Linked DNA regions of Homo sapiens: region 1 is linked to region 2. A link is a loop called in an ENCODE intact Hi-C map of the cell type or tissue named here. Cell type or tissue: HepG2. All regions are shown on one strand.

Evidence for each region. Peaks named below come from ENCODE experiments on the same cell type or tissue, not always from the same donor. Only the 100,000 strongest peaks of a DNase experiment are listed, where the experiment ranks them.
Region 1: a loop joins it to region 2, with 2.5 times the contacts of the local background. A loop is called at or near these places in 6 of 110 quality-filtered maps.

The regions. Positions count from the first base shown.
Region 1 is chr3:97,899,576-97,903,575 of GRCh38, forward strand. It overlaps CRYBG3 (crystallin beta-gamma domain containing 3), which reads left to right. Exons shown (of 22, transcript NM_153605.4): 15 at 878-910. Among named protein-coding and RNA genes, the nearest start is that of RIOX2, 71 kb to the right of the region's middle. In HepG2, no CTCF peak of the experiment used is centred here; a DNase peak (open chromatin) is centred at 2,456.
Region 2 is chr3:98,008,305-98,012,304 of GRCh38, forward strand. GABRR3 (gamma-aminobutyric acid type A receptor subunit rho3) reads right to left here. Exons shown (of 10, transcript NM_001105580.3): 6 at 652-734. Among named protein-coding and RNA genes, the nearest start is that of GABRR3, 25 kb to the right of the region's middle. RefSeq lists an enhancer at 669-838. In HepG2, a CTCF peak has its summit at 2,159; a DNase peak (open chromatin) is centred at 2,317; H3K4me3 peaks cover 378 bases.

The DNA.
Region 1 (4,000 bases), 110 kb before region 2:
GGGAAATAGATGTATGGACAATTAATGATAGTATGATTAGTGAGAAAATGAAGTGTGTAGGCAGTGCAGGGGAGCAGGGAAAAGGAACAATCAGTGCCTGGGGAATTGAAGACCTTGCCACAGAATAGGATGTGTTGGTGAATTGAGTGATAGTTTAAAGGATAAAACCAATTTTTCTAGGCAGAAAGGGCATTTCACAAAGAAGGAATAATCTCCTTGTATGCAAATTCATGAAGTTGTAGAAGAGTGTGGCCAGTTTGGATAATAAACCCTGTAGAACAATAAGAGTGCCCATGAGATAATGTTCAGAAATTCACACTCCTTCTTTGTAATGGGCACTAGGCCATATTTTTCTTCCACCTACAATATTACTTAATATGAATTAGTTATAAATACCAAAATTATTATAAGAGAATTCAGTAGGTTATTTGAGATCCATAGCCAGTTCAAAGAGTCTCATAAATAGGTCAAACCATGAAAAAAATTTTTCAAGCTGGGTGCAGTGGCACAGGGGTGCAATCCTAGCACTTTGGGAGGCCAAGGTAAAACATCCCTAAAGCCTAGTAGTTCGACACCAGCCTGAGCAACACAGTGAGACCTCGTCTTTACAAAATTAAGCAAAATTAACTGGGCATGGTGGCACATGACTGTAGTCCCAGCTACTTGGGAGGCTGAGTTGGGAGGATCGCTTGAGCCCTGAAGATCAAGGGTGCAGTGAGCTGAGACTGTGCCACTGTACCCCAGCCTGGATAACAGAGGAATACTCTGTCTCAAAAAAGAAAAGAAAAAAAAATTTTTTTCAAAGGGTATTTTCAAAACTTTCAAAAAGACAGATTATGTGATTACAATTTTGAAAATGTTTTAATATGTTTTTCAGGAACCACTTGGGATAAATGAACCTCCGCATTTGGTATGTTTAAAAATATTCTTGTAATTGTTAAATTGTTTACTAAAAGCATTTATACCCTTTCTCTCAAATCTTTCTCTTTTCTGCAGATAACTTTTATGTGTCTCTCTGGCAGAGCAGATTACAATTGCATTTGGTACCTATGAGCAGAAGAATTCACATCTTTGTCAGTGGTTGTATTAGACTGGGTTTGTCACACTTCCTTTTGTTTTCTCCTGACAGAGCGGTAGCTCTGACCACTTTAGGGTCATTTTGAACTTCTGGCACTCTTTCTTTCCCATCGTCCATTATTTCTTCAGTGTCACATTCTTCATAGAATATTATATTTATTTCTGGAAGAGCAAACTTACCATGGAGAAGTCACGTCTTGGCATGCTTATTATGTACACGTATTTCTAATACCTATAATCAAATATTTCTGAGCTAGTGAACTTGAAACCCTATATTCATTTCTACTGTATTAATAGTTTGAAGGGGACTGGACAATACTTTGGAGCCCAACATTTGCTTATTTTCTATTGAGGGCTAGAAATTGTGCCTATTTAACACTTCTAATTCAGAAGTCCATAAGGTCAGTATTACTCCCATTTATAGACAATAAATCTGAGATTCAGAATACAAGTAAGTGCTATACACACAACTAGAAGTAGCAAAAGAGACATTTCTAGTATGGACCGCACTTGACAAAACCACATGTTCAGGGTTTTACATCAAAGAAAGACATAATCATGATACGAGCAGTACAACTATAGAAGGAAGAGGGGGTGAGAGACATTGTTTCGTTTTATTTTAAATTACAAATTCAGAAAAATTGTTGTCAAAAAGCCAAATATAGTAATTACTTTTAAATATTTGGCATTTGCTGCCTTTACATAATGCTCAGTGTTTTTCTCTGAATGTGTGTGTTTTTCTCTGAATGTGTATGTTTTTCATATTCATGTCAGTGTTTATTTCAGACCAGCTTAGTTTTACCAGGTTTGCATTCACAATGCTTTCGGGTTTTATTATTTTCTGATTAGCTCAGGCCTATTGGGAACATTTCCTTTCTGAATATAATTGAGTTGTTGTATTTAGAGACACTTCCTGCCAGATTTTTATGTTGAAATTTTGAAAACTCCCAACTGTGGATTTTTAAAGTATTTTTTCACATGAATCAAAATAACATGAGTAGATAGAAGAAAGAGAAGTTATTTCAAACTGCACATTTTTTGAGTTCTAAGTACAGATAAAAAGCCTCATTTTTTAAATCTCTGTTTCTCCTGCTCCTACCTCCTTGTTCTTTTTTTATGGACTTCCTTGTTTGGGGCAGATTGCTGGGAGGATTTTCTTGATAGTATTTCCAGTCTAACTTGAAGAGAGGAAGCAGCAGAAAACGCCCAGTGAAATCAGCTCCACTTCATTTTTCTGGGTATGGCTAAGTTATTGCCTTGTGAAATAAGCATTTCTGACAGGTATATGATAGCTGGATATTTGGTAACACATGAACAAAACATTCTTGCTTTACCCAGTATCAAAGGTCTTGTTATTTTCAGTGGACCAATTTTCAGACATTCTTCTTGTTTATGCTTACTTAAACAAACAGATCTTGGCTGACACGCTGGTTCCGTTCAATAACTAGAAAGTATTTTCAACAGGCAGTAGTTACAAAAGTCAGATTGGCAATACAGATGCTGTGTTCAGATGGGGTACTAATTTTCCCTGAGGAATAAGGAGGAAGTTTCATTTCAGAGCTCAAGTCAGAGAGGGAATTTTTTTATGCTGGTGATTTTAAAGGGAACCTCAAGCAACCTAAGAGGGGAAAAGCCAGAAAATGTATGTGTGTAGGGATTAATATACATTATGAGTGTTATGGTGATTAAAAATATTGTTGCTGACCTGGAAACATTATGATGAGATATGGCTTATTTGAGATATTGGTGGAACATCACTTTTTATTTTTTAATTTTATTTATTTTTTGTTTTGGGATTAGGAAAGTTTTATTTTATTTTAATTTTTTGTCTTTATTTCTTCTAAAAAAAAAAAGCGGGATACATGTACAGAACGTGCAGGTTTGTTTTATAGGTATACGTGTGCCATGGTGGTTTGCTGGACCTATTGACCAGTCCTCTAAGTTCCTTCCCCTCGCCCCTCACTCCCCAGCAAATCCTGGTGTGTGTTGTTCCCTTCTCTGTGCCCATATGTTCTCAATGTTCAACTCCCATTTATGAGTGAGAACATGCAGAGAACACCACCTTTTATTGAGAAGATTTTTTTTTCCTGAAGACTGAAGGTTGGTCGCTATGTCTAATTAGCAACTCAAGATATACAGGATCGCTATAGAATTCTTCACCATTAGCAAGTGACTTTTTTTAATTTTTCCCCCAAACAAAACAAAAACCAAACAGAATATGTATTATCTGCATGTCGTCATCATCTCTCTTACAGCAAGTCCTGAATATCTGAAATCTAGCACTAGATTAAATCTTATAACAGTGAATTTAGTTTTCAGAGGAGGTTGTAGTTAGGCATCATTCTCTAGAAATTCTAACCAGTTCTCCCCTTTGACTCAGCCAAGTACCTTTTGTTTCTAGAATCTTTTTAAAGTCCATTTCCAGATATAATTAAATGTTTGGATTTATTTAAACATTGAGCCCCTGTTCCATTTTATGCATGATTCTCACCAAGAAAAGCAACTAGGCGTTTTCTTATATTGGATAATTTAGCCTCACTGAATTTTAAAGTGATCACAGGATCTGTAATAATTGTTGCTACTGTTTTCATGTATGGGGGATAGGAAAATCACAGCTTTAGGCAAATACAGTAAGATTCACAAGCAGTAAAGAGAAAACACTTCTTTGTGGCACTTTAACCAGATCATTTTTATAGGAGCCAAATCACAGAAATACTTAGGAAGAATTATTTCAGTAAAGAAAGCCTTTATGGTTAATAAGGGAAATGAAATCATTGTAGAATATATAACCAATATGAGAAATATATAACACTACAATATGAGAAAGATGTGATGTAATAGAAGAATGGAAATAAGACTTTTCCTTAATAATCAACATATTTCTATGAGGGAGGCTCAAAGGGCTAGAGAAAGTCTTATTTAG
Region 2 (4,000 bases):
CAAAATGGGCCAATCTTACAAGAAATTTTCTAAAGTCAAATAGTGGTATGGAAAATTTCTAATGGAGTTAGGGCGGAGCATCTGTGGAGTAGACATCTGGTGAGATTCCCAGCATTTTAGACACATTTGCAAAAACTGCAGTCAGCTTTTAAGATCTTCTATCAAAAATAGCTGATTGGTAAAAGTGATTGACAGCTCAGATGCCCTGTGATGGGGCTTTGATTAGGGGGTCTATGTCTAGAGTCAGATTTTTCTAGGGAATCCAAGTCTACTTAATGGAGGATTGTGATTCATCTGGGAACGTGAATTCCAGAGCTTTCCAAATGTAGAAAGTCTGTGTCAGTCTATGTAACAACAGTAGCAAGAATAGACTTTTTAGGGAGCTGTTCCTTTATTGTGGAAACTACAGAATATGCAATTATCAAAACACTTTTCCCCTGAACCTTCTCCTTTAACAGACAAACTGCCATCAACCTTCATAAAAAACAGAAACCAAAAAAAAAAAAAAAAAAAAGAAGCCACAATTGTTTCAGTTTTGGATAAATATATCAGTATTTTAAAATGTTTGTTAAGAGCATGCTTATTTACATGTAAGTATGTGATGGTGTGTTCAAATGATGTGCACTCACTCCACCAGGAAGTGAGACTTACAGCTTTCCAGTTCAAGAGAACAATTTTGAGTGTCAAGAGGAAACCTGCTGAAATCCATAAAGCACATGGCCGAAACCGTTATCCTATAAAAAGAATGAGAAAAAGAAAACTGCAGATCATTTAACCATCTGGCCAAATGAGCATGCAACATTGAAGCTTTCTTACTGTTTGCTGGTTCTGTGTGTCTTTCAAGAATAATGCAAAACAGGCAGTATTATCTTCTGTCCAAATGACATGCAAGGAAGCAAACTCAGGAGGGTAGATGATTTTCTTAAGACACAGAGTCAATGAGTGAATTCAGCTCTCATACCTTGCTTCTGAGTTCACCATTTCCTGATCAGCCCCCTCAGTATTTTCTGGCTCTGATGTCTCCAGAAAAACACTCTTCAAAGTGAGAGACTTTTAAATAGATTTAAATATTTTTTGCTTTCTGGAAGATCCACACATAAATAGTCTGTAGTAACAAAGGGTTGGAATGGTGGCAATAAAAACCTGAAGTTAAAGGTTTCCTTCACAAAGCAAGTTTACCCGAGGATATTCTCTTTCCAGTAGTGAGTGAAAAGCCTGGAGCATTCTTAGTTATAGATCTATGTGCACAATGCATAATTCAGGTACTATTAAGCCAAAAGGCTTGCATACTGATGAGAACGGTTTTTTCAAATTTTATATCCTCCTAGATTTTCCTGGCTTCAGGCAGAGGCTGCTGTACTATGATCTTGCCTCAAAGTAGAAACTTTGGTACCCACAATAGCAGATCAGAGGTTCATAAAGGGCCCCTGAGCAGGTTTGCAAAAAACAAAGGCAACAGATGCTCCTACCTGTGGTGCCCTTGAGTTAACCAGAGGAGTAGGGACATTTTGTCTGCTGTGGGCTAATTCTATTGTCAATAGTCATGCAACAAAACATCAAGCCAAGGATTCATTTTGGTGTATTCCTAGTACTTTAAACCTAGAAAGGACCCTCCGAGGTGTTTCAGTTCATTTCCTTCATAGTACATGTGAGTGACTTAATGACCAAAGAGGCTAGGTGGCTAGGTAGTGTCAGAACCAAGCTGGAACCAGGGGATCTGGCTCTGGGCTTGGATTGGCTCTGCTGTTGGCTGGAAGAGCTGTGCTGACAACAATTTTGAGTTCCTCCTGTGTTAGAGGATCTCCAAGATCACTCTCAGGGTCAGAGATTCACTAGAATGACTCGCAGAACCCAGCAAAGCTGTTGTACTCTTGGTTACCTATATTATAATGAAAGGACACAGATGAAAATCAACAGTAGAAAAGAGGCACAGGGCAGAGTCCAGGAGAGACCAGGAACACATTTCCAGTTGTCCTCTCCTAATGGAGTTATGTGGATGGCGCTTAATTCTCTCAGCAATGATATGTGCCAACACCCTGGGGACATTATCAACTAAGGAAGCTCACCCAAGCCTTGGTATCTACACTTTCAACTGAGAGTAGCCACATAGTAATGACTGACCACCCACATGGCTGACCTTAGTCTCCAGCCCCCTCCAGAGGTCAAGCTGATATCTAGTAGCTCAAAGTCTCCACCGTAAATCACATTGTTAGCAGAAACCATCTGGCTTGGCCCCCGGACCCAAAGTAAACAAAGATACTCTCATCACTTAGGATATTCCAAGGGGTTAGAGGTTACCCTGCAAGAGCCTGGCTAGGGCCAAATATTTCCTGGAATGTGCAGGGTAAGAAAAATCCACTGAGTTAATTATTTACTGGACCTCCCCCCACCAAAATTAATTTAAAACAATTGATTCTTTGTCCAGATAGTGTCGTTCTGCTCCTGATTCCTGTTGAGACTTGACTCCAGTATGTATGAGTCCTATGCTACTCCTGACTTAAAAGTCCTATTGAGGCCAGGCACCATGGCTCACACCTGTAACGCCAGTACTTTGGGGGGCCGAGGCGGGCAGATCATTTGAGGTCAGGAGTTCGAGACCAGCCTGGCAAACATGGTGAAACCTTGTCTCTACTAAAAATAGAAAAATTAGCTGGGCATGGTGGCAGGCACCTGTGACCCCAGCTACTCAGGAGGCTGAGGCAGGAGAATCGCTTGAACCCAGAAGGCAGAGGCTGCAGTGAGCTGAGATTGTGCCACTGCACCCCAGCCTGGGTGACACAGTGAGGCCCTGTTCCTCCCCCAACCCCCCCAAAAAACCCATTGAAAGTGATATTTTCCTTTAATTGCATTTTAAGAACATTGACAGCACTTATAAAATGCCTGGCAACAGCTCTGTGCCGAAGTGGTTAAGGTATTTTTAACGAGCAAAAATAATCTGTATGAGTTTCCTACTGCTGCTGTAACAAATTACTACAAATCTGGTGGTTTAATACAACAGAAATTTATTCTCTCACAGATTTGGAGGCCAGAACTCTGAAATCAGTATCATGGAGCTGAAATCAAAGTGTCATAAAGGCCCTTCACTCTTAGCTCTAGGGGGAAAATCCATGTGTCCTATAGCTTCTGGTGGCTGCCAACATTCCTTGACTTATGACCACATTGCCTACTCTTCTTTTGTATGCATGAAATTGTCCTCTACCTTTCTATTATAAGCATACTTTTGATTGCATTTAAGTCCCAACCAGATAATCCAGATAATTTCTTCCCTATTTCAAGATCCTTAACTTAATCACGTCTGCAAGGATTTTTTTTTCTTTTTTGGTCATATATGATAAGCTTCACAGGTTCCAGGAATTAGGACATGGATATCTTTTGGGGTATCATTTCTTCACCCTACTTTAGAATTTTTCTAAGGTTTGTAGGACATTAAAAAAAGCTGAGTTGCTTGGGTTTACCAAACATTTTTAGAATTATCCATGATAAGCCACTCAATATGCACAGAACTCATTTGACTAAAAGAAAATATGGAACATTAAAAAGGGAGGACTGTTATAGCAAAGTGTTGGAATGCACATTTTAAAATTAAAAGAAAAGAAAAAGAGAGCAAATTGGTGTTAGCTTGAATGATAGCCATGCCTTCCCATGAAAAATGAAGGAGACAACTAAGAAAAGTTATTTAGCTAATCCAAGGTTCCAAAACTGCTTGGTGGGGTGCCAGGGTGGGGTGGAGTTGGTGAGGAGGAAAACAGGCTTGTTTACTTATAATATTGTGTGCCAGATTTTAGGATTTCCATAATTCAGCTCATTCTATTTGTCCAATCGACATATACCCAGAGTGGGTAGAGTTAGAATAGAAAATCATTTTTTAAAATCTGGATGTTAGAACCAGGGGAAAATCACATCTTATGCTTGTGTCCCAATCTCCAGCAGCATTAAACAGACAGCAACATTGTGAGTTTCATCTGAAATAAGCATCATCAGCTTTGGTGCAGATGGCTGC